Linked DNA regions of Homo sapiens: region 1 is linked to region 2. Evidence: chromatin contacts called from ENCODE Hi-C data. All regions are on one chromosome and are shown on one strand. The core of a region is the stretch at or near the end of the contact, and the rest is flanking DNA. Distances in the headings are between cores, read along the strand shown.

Region 1 (5,421 bases), core at 11-2,510, 1.2 Mb before region 2:
ATCCTGAAAGACCCAATGGTAGCAGTTTCTAGAAGGTCATGATGAGATTAATGAGAAGAGGTCATATTCTGGATATGTTTTTAAAGTTCAACAGGCAGGACTTAATGAACTGGATATGAAAAAAAAGGAGTAGATGAAGATGCCATCATGGCACCCTAGAAAACCTTGGACAATGCTAGCAGATGCAGGTGCAGGCAGTGCTTGATGCAACTCTTGGTTTCTCATATCCCAGGGGGTGTGGTTGGTCCCCCAGTCCACATCATCTAATTTAGTCCATGTACAAGAGTTCTTAGACACTCAGAAACACACACAGTTTCTAGAACTGAGGACAATTCTACAGCTTACAAAACCATCATGGATGATGGGCAACAATGTAATGGAATCTGTTGGTGCCATGCGTGTCGATTTCTGAGAAGTGTTGTGAAGCTTTATTGGAACTCTGGTCATTATTGTCTTCTTTTCTAGATGAGTAGTTCCCAACTCTGTCTGCACCTTAGAACCACCTGGGGAGGCTTAAAGAATCCTGTACCCCAGCTGAATCCCACACCAATGACTTCTAAGTCTCCAAGCGTGGAATCCAGGCATATGTATTTTTGAAAGTTACCCTTAGATTTTTCCTAAATGTTTTGAGCAACTGTCCATTTTCTCTTCATCTTTATCCCATAAACTAGTGATACTCTACAGGGATTATTCTTTCCCTAGGGACATTTGGCCATGTCTGGAGACATTTTGGGTTGCAATAACCCAGTTAGCATCTGTTGGGTAGAGACCAGGGATGTTACTCAGTACCCGACAATGCACAGCACAGCCCCTACCACAGAGAATGACTTCACCCTCAAATGTCAAAGTTGAGAAAACCTACCCCAAACCCTCAAATGTCAAAGTTGAGAATGAGAAAACCTGCCTCAAACCCAGGGAATTTGATTACTGCATTGATGGGTTCATTAATCATTGCCAGACATTTTTAAATGCCTTTCCTCTTTTTTTCGGTGCTTTTGAATTTAATTGACAAATTGAAGGTCGCATGGGAAGACAGCAAAGAAATAGAGGAAGAGAGAGATAGAGTACAAACACCTGCGTTGAGTCACCATTTCCTGCAGCCCTGAGTGCCTCTAGTAGCTAGTGAGGGGGACAATTAGCAGTTTTTGAGAGTGATGAGAACAACTATTTGCATGTTCTTTTCCTTCCTGAATTGTGTTTGTGAGAGCTAAGTTAATCATCTGATAGAGCCACATTCACACGCCAGGTGTTGCGGTTGAACACCAATGTCTGTTTCTTCAAGGTTTCGAAAATGGTTCACGGAAGGGCCTGCTTTTTGCTGAAATCGTGCACATGGATGATAGGAACACTTCCACTCTCAACAGTCACATGGCATCCCTTAGGAAGCTGCAGTGACCTAGAAGCCATCAAGGACAATTTCCTGAAAGGGGTTTGCTTTTCTGAGTAACCGCTTCCTGAGCTTGCTTCTCTGTTTGTGGGACCTTATTTTTCAGACTGGCTCAAATAGGTTATCAATTCGGAGTAACATTGCTCCTCTCCAGGGACATTTGGCCATGTCTGAGGACATTTTTGGTTGTCGCAACTGGAAATGGCAGAGTGTGTGTGTCGGGGGTGCTGCTAGCATTTGTTGGGCAGAGGCCAGAGATGCCACTTAACATCCTACAAAGTATAGGACTGCCCTCCACAATAATGGTCCAGCCCCTGATGTCAATAGTGTCAAGGCTGAGAAGCCCTAGAAAGAGAACAGTAGGATAAAGAAAAAATGAATGAACTTACAAATAATTTCCACTATGTGATTTAGATAGAGGCACAAATATTCCCTCTCTTCTCCAAATATTTCCTCCTTCATCTGTTGATCTTCAAGGGAGTTTTACTGTAAAACTTTGAGCTTGTCTTCATGTTCCAAGAGGGATGGAACCTGAGCTAAAATTTAATACCTGGCTATTTTTGGAGTAGTATTTTAGTTTCTAGAACCTGGGAATAGGCAGTGCCCAACTGATGCTCTTCTCATTTATTTATTAGCCTACTAAGATTTTGTGAATGGTTACAGTAAAGACAATGGTCAAATTTTATTTATCGCAGAATGTCTCTGTCATGTTTGATCATAGACACCTTTAGCAGGGTAATTTTTACTATTCCCTATTCCTTTAGGGTGATCAACTCATCCTGGTTTGCCCAATACTGTCACAATTTCAGGAGTGAAAGTCCTATATCCTGGCAACTTTCCGTATTGTGGGGTGGGTGGTCACCCTGCATTCCATGGAATTGGTTTTCCAAGTAATAATTTTTGTGAAATGCAGCACTGGTGTTTGTTATTTTATTTTATTTATCTGGTATTTTATTTGGTATTTGGTATTTTCCCAAAGGATAACTTGGTAATTAGCATTCTCCCATTGGGAAAATAATTGATCAAAAATCTGTTGTCATGGAATAGACACTTCTTTGTACACATGGTTGGACCTTTAACTAGGGAGACAAAAGATTATATTTTTAACAATTAAGGATACCTATTTTATAGAGTTGTTTCTGAATTATTCCAGATTTTTCACTTCAATATTAAATTTATTTTTATCAGATTTTATAAAGCTCAAGGACCATTAGAGATGTCCCTAAGAGTAAGGTTTTTGCAAATTTAAAGAATCTGTTTTTGCGTGCCTGTCAGTATTGTAATCACTTTTTCCTTTTCCAACATAAGATCATACATTAAATTTAAATAATAGCCTTATTAATAATTGGAACCCACTGCAGAGATCCCTGAGAAGGCCCAGAGGCCACATGTTGAGCCCAAGTGAGTGCATTCATTGAAATGTCATGTCAGTAATACCAAGAGGGCTGATAATGATACACCCTCTCGTGCTCCTCATCCCACACTTTCACGACATCTTATCAACGAGTTCTAATACAATAAACTTACATGCACTTGATAGAATAATTGCCATTTTAATTTAAAAACTTGGCAGAGGCCAGGTGCGGTGGCTCACGCCTGTAATCCCAGCAGTTTGGGAGGCTGAGGTGGGCAGATCACCTGACGTCAGGAGTTCGAGACCAACCTGGCCAACATGGTGAAACCCCATCTCTACTAATAATACAAAAACTACCCGGGCGTGGTGGGGCACACCTGTAATCTCAGTTACTCTGGAGGCTGAGGCAGCAGAATTGCTTGAACCTGGGAGGTAGATGTTGCAGTGAGCCAAGATCGCACCACTGCACTCTAGCCTGGGCGACAGAGTTAAGACTCCATCTCCAAAAAAAAAAAAAAAACTCGGCAGAGACTGAAATTGTTTGTACCTCCAAGTCTTAGTTTTCCTCTGCAGCTCTAAGCCAGTGGAAAATTGACAAATTCCAACACAGTTTTTGAGAATTATCTATGTGACTTCAAACGTGTTAGTTTACATTCCCACAATGGATTCACACATGCATACATATGGCAACTGTTGCATATGTAAATGAATGCATCTATAGGAAGTCAATAGGAATTCAATATATCTTTGTATGTGAATTTAATCGAAACTGATGTGTCTGTATATGCATATATACATATATACACACATTTATACATATAGACATACATAGGCACACATGAATATACATAGATAAGATAGATATAGATATATAGAGGGATATATAGAGATAGATGGTGGATGAATAGATAGGTAAAAACAGATATAGACATATGTAGAGAGATACATAGGTATACATAGGTAGGTAGGTAGATAGGGAGGGAGGGAGGTAGATAGGTATAGGTAGGTAGATAAGTTGATTGACTGATTTCATGATACATCCTGGAAAGTTACATACAAGTAAATTCCTAATATCAACTCATTTTTATGCCATTTTTTCTCCTCAAAGTAGAATACTACATGCTTGTATAAAGATTTCTCTCTTTTTAAATCTCTCTCTCTCTCTCTCTCTCTCTTTCTTTCTTTCTTTCTTTCTTTTTCTTTCTTTCTTTCTTTCTTTGATGGAGTCTCACTCTGTCGCCCAGGCTGGAGTGCAGTGGTGCAATCTCGGTTCACTGTAACCTCCATCTCCCAGGTTCAAGCTACTCTCATGCCTCAGCCTCCCGAGTAGCTGGGATTACAGGCACATGGCACCACGCCTGGCTAATTTGCTACTTTTGTAGAGACAGGGTTTCACCATACTGGCCAGGCTGCTCTTGAACTCCTGACCTCAAGTGATCTGCCCGCCTCGGACTCTCAAAGTGCTGGGATGTGAGCCACCAGGCCCGGCCTTCCCTCTTTTTTAATGTGTATAGTTGGAGGATTCTGGATAAATAACAGGGAAATGATATAACTGGATTTACTGAATTAACTCTCAAAACCCTTTTCTGGATTCAGACATTGAGTGGGTTGATTTAGGCCAAGGTCCCCAAATCACTGCCCACAGGCCAAATCTGGCCCACTGCCTGTTTTTATGAATACAGTTTTATTGGAACAGTCACATTAATTTATTCAGGTATTGTCTGTGGCTGCTTTTGCTGTACAATGGCAGAGTTGCCTATTTATGGCAGAGACTGTGTGGTTCACAAAGCCAAAACATTTGCTATCTGGCCCTTTGTAAAAAAATCTTTGGGCTGAGTGTGGTGGCTCATACCTGTAATCCCATCACTTTGGGAAGCCAAAGAGGGAGGCTCACTTGAGCCTAGGAGTTCTAGACCAGCCTGGGCAAGATATTTTTTAGAGACACTCTCTACAAAAATAAAAATTAGCCGGGCAGTTGTGGTGGAGCACACGCCTGTAGTCCCAGCTACTCAGGAGGCTGAGGTGGGAGGATCGTGTAAGACCAGGCGTTCAAGGCTGCAGTGAACCATGCTTATGCTACTGCACTCCAGCCTGAGCGATAGAGCAAGACCCTGCCTCAAAACAAACAAACAAACAAAAAACCAAAAACAAACACAAAAAAATTTTGCTTATCCTTAAGTCAGATTAAAGAGAACCAGGTACAGTTATTTTTAAGAACACATGGTTTGAGAAAGTGAAATACATAGCTTCCGCTCAGGTTACAAAGTCACATATATTCAAATATAGTGTTTTCAAAAATTAGGAAAATAAAAAGCCCCCTTTTAAAATGCTGGACTTCTTTGTTTGGAAAAATGGGAACCATTCTGTGTTGACCTTGCCCTATTCTCCTTCAAGATGCTTTCAGTAGGGGAAACTGGATGAAGAATACACAACGGCTTCCTGTACATCATGCTGCAACTTCTTGTAAATCTGTATTTGTTTTAAAATAGGTAAACTTAAAAAAATAAATAAGCTCAAGCCTGCTTTGCTCTGTTCTTATTGCAGTGACTGTCTCTATCATTATTGCATGGTTCCCATAAGACGTGGTTGTCTGAGGGCAGCCCCACCAGCCAGTCAACAAGTTTCATCACGAATAAAATTCCAAATTTTGTTTTGGATACAACACAAGCCACTGTGGCTT
Region 2 (5,928 bases), core at 1,391-3,890:
CTAAATCATACAATACATTTTTTAATTTGCTGATAATTGGAAACCAAGTCTACATAACTCCAAAGCTTAGGATTTGCCACAGCTCAAGAAAAGACTGCAGTAAAAAGGAAGAAGTGACACCCTGAAAGCCCTCTGCTTCAAAAACGAAACACAGTTATGGGAAGGAGGTAGCTTGTAATTCAAAGCTTATGAATCTGCTAGTTTAGGGGGAATTTTCCGACCTCATTTATACCTTGCATGGCTTAAGGTTCTGGTCCTGTTTAATCTCTGCAGTTTTTAAATCACTTTTCTAGTTCCCTGTAAATCAACCATATAAAGACAGGAAGATAGGTGGATTTCTGAATGATTGGCCTCAAATCTAGCTTCCCTTTGATAAGCAGCTCACAAAAGATCTGAAATGAGATTCTGATGTTTAACATTGCATAGTTTTGGAATTTTAAATGTGACTGAAATTCATTCTTGGGTATGAGGGTGTTAAATTGTTATTTCATTATTGTTCAAAGCTGCTAGAGTACGTAATGATTAACAAATATAATATTCTCCAACTACGGAATCCAGCTCTCACAGTCAGCAAATGATTGATCACTGTCTGGATAGCAGAAAACAGATTTTAAAACATAGATTGCATTAAATAAAGTACTTAATGAATAATTATTTGTATTACTTCTGGATAAATTGCTTGGAACTCAGAGCTTCCTCTTACTGTGAGAATTAAAAAAGAATTAAATTCCTATACCATTCCACTTAATAGAAACTGCATGCCCACATTTTAATTTATGTATCTATTTCTAAGTAGCAGTGAGGTAAGACTTGTTGCCCACATGTTCAAGGCCTTGAAAACAGGCCCCATGCTCTTCTCATGATCATAGAAAGAAGAAATATCCTTTGCTTGAAAGGAACAGAGCTGGAATCTTAAGGATAAATAAAAACTCAAGAGTAATATAAGTCATTTTATTTCCTTATTTCACTATCACCCAAAATAATCTTTTCCACAACCAGAGCACAGATCCCTAATAATTACATCTTAAGAGAAAAGTCCTAATCCTTTCTGTTTCCAAGCAAACGATTATTTCTCTGCAGTGTTAACTTAGTAGAGTCAATGCTGGTGTTTGCCTTTGGGTCTTAATTTCTTGATGAGGAACACAGCCTAAGTTACTACTTAATTACCTCTATTTTTTCTGGTGCTGTTAGCAGAACAGAAGCAACCAACGATCCCGCAGACGCCCCAGCGAAGGCTTTGACATCCTTCACAAGTTTTTTGCCATGTCTGCAAAGTGCAGATGCTGCCCCCAAGTGGTAAATGCCCAGAAATCCACACGCTGCAAATGATAGGTTGATGTGCTTCATTCTAGCTGTAGCACTGGCAATACAAAAAACAAAAATGCTGTAAGTTGGAATAGTTTATCCCACATACTGTGTAGTCTTATGTTGATCATCGTTCCAAGGCTTTCTTCTAACATCATTCTCTGTTTTAAGCACAGTGGTTTCAATTAATTCTAATTAAACACAAGAATCTTTCAAGGAAACCCTTTCTTTCCCTCCTCACCTTGACCCAAGTCTTATACATTAAAACAAAACAAAACAAAAACATTCCACATTTATTCGGTACATAGATTATGAATCTACGATTTAATTACTTGGCAGGAAACAGACGTATAAATTCCAGTTGACAAGGGCATTTGGTCTTTTCTCTTGACCCTTTGAAACGTTTTGCGGGTGGGGGCGGCACTACCATTATGAAACAGAAAATTATTAGAGACCGTATCAAATTCCAAATGAACAATACATTTGTTCTTGGTAAGTGTATCAGAAGATTTCAAATACAGTTCCCTACTCCCCTTCCCAATTTCTATTGTGAGCACCCATGCTTTTATGAACGCCAATACAATTACTCAGTAACGCAATAAGCAATCACTCAACAATGCAATACATTTCTTTGCCAAGTATCTCAACACAAACTGAGGTCATGCCTGGTGAAGGCAATTTAAGGCTCTATGAAATGTCAGCCACGCCACTTTATACTTGGAACACATCTAAATACAAAATTACATGTTTTCCTATGCCTCAGTGCGCACAATTTGCCCAAGTGAATGAAATTGTGCCTCCACAAGGCTGTCCATTCTGAAGGTCTCAGGGTTTCCTTGGGGGCCCAAGGGCCCCATTCAGGGACCCCAAGATGAGGCACATTACAGGGCCTCGAATTTAGGGACCTAAGACCGCCTGTTCCTGATGCACCCGGCCAGGCCCTGTGAGGGCAGGTGGCTCGGCCGCCGCAGGCTGCGCTGGCGTCCGCGTAGGCTGAGTCCCAGTCATCGATCCGGGGTCAAGCCCCAGTTTTGATTCCACTTCTGCAAATGGGGACGGGAAGGGGGTTGGGTGTGTAGCAACCAGGCGGCCAGGCCCAGCCAGCACAGGCTCAGTGCCCTCCCGCGGCTTGGAGGCCGGCAGGGCCGGGGTGGTCCCCGCATCAGTCCCGCAGGAGCACACCCTTGCTGGGCCCCAGGGCTCCGTACCAATGCAGCCCCGGGACACTTCCGTGTTGAACGAGTCCCTTTAACCAGATGGCGGGGCCGGGCCGTCACTCAACGCCATTCCGCCACCAAGGCCGCGCTACGCTCTCCGCGAGCCGGCCCAGGAAAGTCCTGCGGCAGGGGTTGGTACCGCCTCCCGCGCAGGTATGTGACGTCATCGCGCCGACGAAGGCGCCCGCTAGGCCCCGCCTGCTCTATTTAAACTTCTGGACTCAACCTGGCCGCTAGACCGGAGCGTCCTCCAGCGCAGGCAAGGATTCCTCGTTTAGAGTCATGTTATCTTCGAGTACCTAGAGAGACATTTTAACCCACACCCTAGAGAGGCGTTGTAATCCTTACGTGTCTTTTAACGCTACTTGGCCCTTACCTGCGAGCAACTGACCTTTAATAATCCTCATTTTCTGTGCCCCGGAAGTGCCTTACCCTCTTCGCGTCTGTTTCCCGGAAGTGGTTCTTCTCCCTCTCCACCCTTTCGCCCGCCTGGGCGGTCCAGCTGCCCCTAGGGGCCAACTCCAGCGGCTATTTTGGGGCTGGACATCCCGCAGCTTTTCAAGGCGTGCCTTTGGTTTTTTTAAGAAGTGCTATCTAAAGGAAAAGCTGGACTATGACTCTGGGGAACTTTCATATCCTCAGTTGACCTTAGGCTGTGTGACCTTGAGCAGGTAGCATAACCTCTCTGAGTTTCCCGCGTGCCTTATGTGCAGATTGAGATGCTAAAATGAGAGAGCTAAATTGGAAAGCTTTTTCCACATAGGGGGCCGTGAGCAGGTGGCTGTTTTGTCCTCTGGCACCTTTGGCTCAGACTTAAGCAGCTTCAACGACCGCCAAGATGCCTGCCATGCCCACCAAGATTTAAAGGACTCTGATAATTCTTTCTCTCCCCAAACGGTGTTTTCCTTATCTAATCCTAATAACCAAGCCTGGAGGAATCCCTGACTTCGTGATTGAAGGCTCTCCAGGTCCCCTAGTTTAAGGGCAGAGATTTACTTTCTCTGAGGCTACAAAGGAGCGTCTGCGAGAATGTCTCTACCTTAGACAAAACAGGGAGGAGGGGTGGAGCTCTCCAAATTGCCTCTGGTTTGGGCTTTTTCTTTCTGTTTTGGTGTATCGTCTCTGGCCAACAACACCTGTGAGTCCTTGATGTGACGATTAGGGAAGATGTTTTTAATTCACATAACTATTCTTTAGAGAAAATTGATCCTGAAACACCTTATTGCCTTATCGTAGAATGACTGCATTACTCAGAATTCTTTACCTCTACCGGAATTTAGTGAAGGGAAGGCACAACGTACATTAGGAAAATACAGGACACACTCCAGTCCTTAAACCTTCCACAATCTTCTAGCTCTTTAAGGTCGAGTGTGATCCTCCCCAGAACTGCATCTTCCAGGAAGCTCATGAGAAAGGAAGGATCCCAGGTCCCATCTCTGATCTGAGTCGGCATCTGCGTTTTAACAGAATCCTGAAGCAGTGGTCTAACTCCTTTGGTGGTGTTATTGTTTGCATGTATACCTCCAAAATTCACATATTGAAATACTAACCCCCAAGGTGATAGTATTAGGAGGTGGGGCCTTTGGGAGGTAATTAAGTCATGAGGGTGAAGCCCTCATGAATGGGATTAGTACTCTTAGAAAAGGGACCCCAGAGAGGTCTCTTTCCACCATGTAAGGATAAAAGTACACGGAGAAGATGGCAATCTGCAAACTGGAAAAGGGCCCTCCTCAGAACCTGACCATCTTGGCACCTTGATCTCAGACTTCCATCTTCCAGAACTGTGAGAAATAAATTTCTTTTATAAACACTCAGTCAATGCTACTTTATTATAGCAGCCTGAATGGATTAAGACAGGTGGTCTGGTTTAAAGTGATGTGGTGGCATCAGAAGTTTAAGGAGAGACTGGATTTACAGAACCAGAATCTGGGATGCTGTTTACAGAGCAAGTTATTTCCTGCATTTGGACACTGTCAGCAGGTCGATTCAGGAGACAGGTGAAAACTTTATCACCGGGCAGCCTGGATGAACACCACAACTTTGATATCTTTCACTTAAAGGAAAGATAAGGGCATCCACTATTTCTACACCTGGCTGGCAGAGTGAGAGCTCACCAAAGGTAAGTCTCTTTGGAGCAGCAAAATGCTCCATAATTTAACTCTTAAAATTTTAAATTTATTTCCTCCTTACTCCCTTCAATCCCGTATCATATCTCCATGTAACTAGTTAAAAGTTCAGCTCTCAGCTGGGTGAGGTGGCATGTGCCTGTAGTCTCAGCCACTCAGGAAGCTGAGGTGGGAGGATTGCTTGAACCTAGGAGTTCATCTTCAGCCAGAGCAATGTAGTGAGACCTCATCTCTAAAGAAAAAACAAAAAACAAAAAAAGTTCAGCTTTCTAATGTAAGGAAGGATATATTCATTCACATTTGTCTTTGTCATCTCATCGCCAAGCTTAGCACTTGGCCCATAGTATATGATCAATAAATATTTGTTTTGGATGTTGGATTTATGTAAATTACCATTGTGATCTGAATATATAGTAATTTAATTGCTCTTTGAAACTTTTTTTTCTGTAATTAATTTGCTTATTTTTGCTCGTCTATTTTCCTTAGTAATTTAGTTTCAAACGGGTTTGTTTATTTAGCCATTTACGTAATTATTAATCATCTGTTGTATAGCAAGTGTTACGTTGGTACAGGGCATACACAGTTGAAAGAATTCAGCCCTTATCAGGGATGCAGAGTCCAGTGGATAGGGAGACATCTGATGTGTAATTACAGAGGCGTGATGATGTGGTATTGCAAAGCCATGCACAGATGCCCTGGTTGTGCACACCAGCTACGGAGTAGGAAACCTTTAGCTTCGGGAGGTGCCTACAGTAGCACCCAGCACAGAAACAAAATGCCCCAGCTTGATGGCTCCTTTTCCTCTCCAGTGCTTCCTCTCAGGAGATTTTATCCTGTATCCCATAAGGGAGGAGAAATGGACATGGGTAAGTGTTGCTTGTCCACACCTCTGCTCCAGGGAAAGGACCATATCTCAGAATCTTTGAGTCTAATCAGTTCTTTCAGTCTACTCTCCTTGTGGTGTTATTTCATTTTCCAGTCTTGGCATTTTTTTTTTTTTTTTGAGACAGAGTTTTGCTCTTGTTGCCCAGGCTAGAGTGCAATGGCGCCATCTCAGCTCACCGCAACCTCCGCCTCCCGGGTTTAAGCGATTCTCCTGCCTCAGCCTCCCGAGTAGCTGGGATTACAGGCATGTGCCACCACGCCCTGCTAATTTTGTATTTTTAATAGAGACGGGGTTTCTCCATGTTGGTCAGGCTGGTCTCGAACTTCTGACCTCAGGTGATCTGCCCGCCTCGGCCTCCCAAAGTGTTGGAATTACAGGCGTGAGCCACTGTGCC

The links. A loop is a pair of places that touch in the nucleus more often than their neighbours do. Pooled maps may share reads with other maps.
Region 1: a loop to region 2 is called in a map of B cell, with 13 times the contacts of the local background. The contact joins the enhancer-like site here to the promoter of PNPLA4 in region 2. A Hi-C loop is called at or near these places in 2 of 168 maps with a recorded cell type or tissue (B cell and GM12878), 23 of 37 single-sample maps with no recorded cell type and 9 of 50 pooled maps.

Annotation. Positions count from the first base shown.
Region 1 is chrX:6,737,916-6,743,336 of GRCh38, forward strand. It overlaps a transcript of PUDP not described here. Among named protein-coding and RNA genes, the nearest start is that of VCX3A, 210 kb to the left of the region's middle. Within about 2 kb of position 1,261, at least 4 of the 41 ENCODE cell types and tissues checked have a DNase peak (open chromatin) inside an H3K27ac peak, as active enhancers do; they include B cell and GM12878, where a contact is called at or near this core.
Region 2 is chrX:7,924,773-7,930,700 of GRCh38, forward strand. It overlaps PNPLA4 (patatin like domain 4, phospholipase and triacylglycerol lipase), which reads right to left and starts at 2,641. Exons shown (of 7, transcript NM_004650.3): 1 at 2,514-2,641; 2 at 1,168-1,360. The coding sequence starts at 1,347. It overlaps LOC107985675 (a long non-coding RNA gene), which reads left to right and starts at 2,728. Exons shown (of 5, transcript XR_001755784.2): 1 at 2,728-4,641. RefSeq lists a silencer at 1,076-1,370 and enhancers at 1,347-1,396, 2,059-2,288, 2,519-2,758, 2,779-2,828, 3,169-3,248.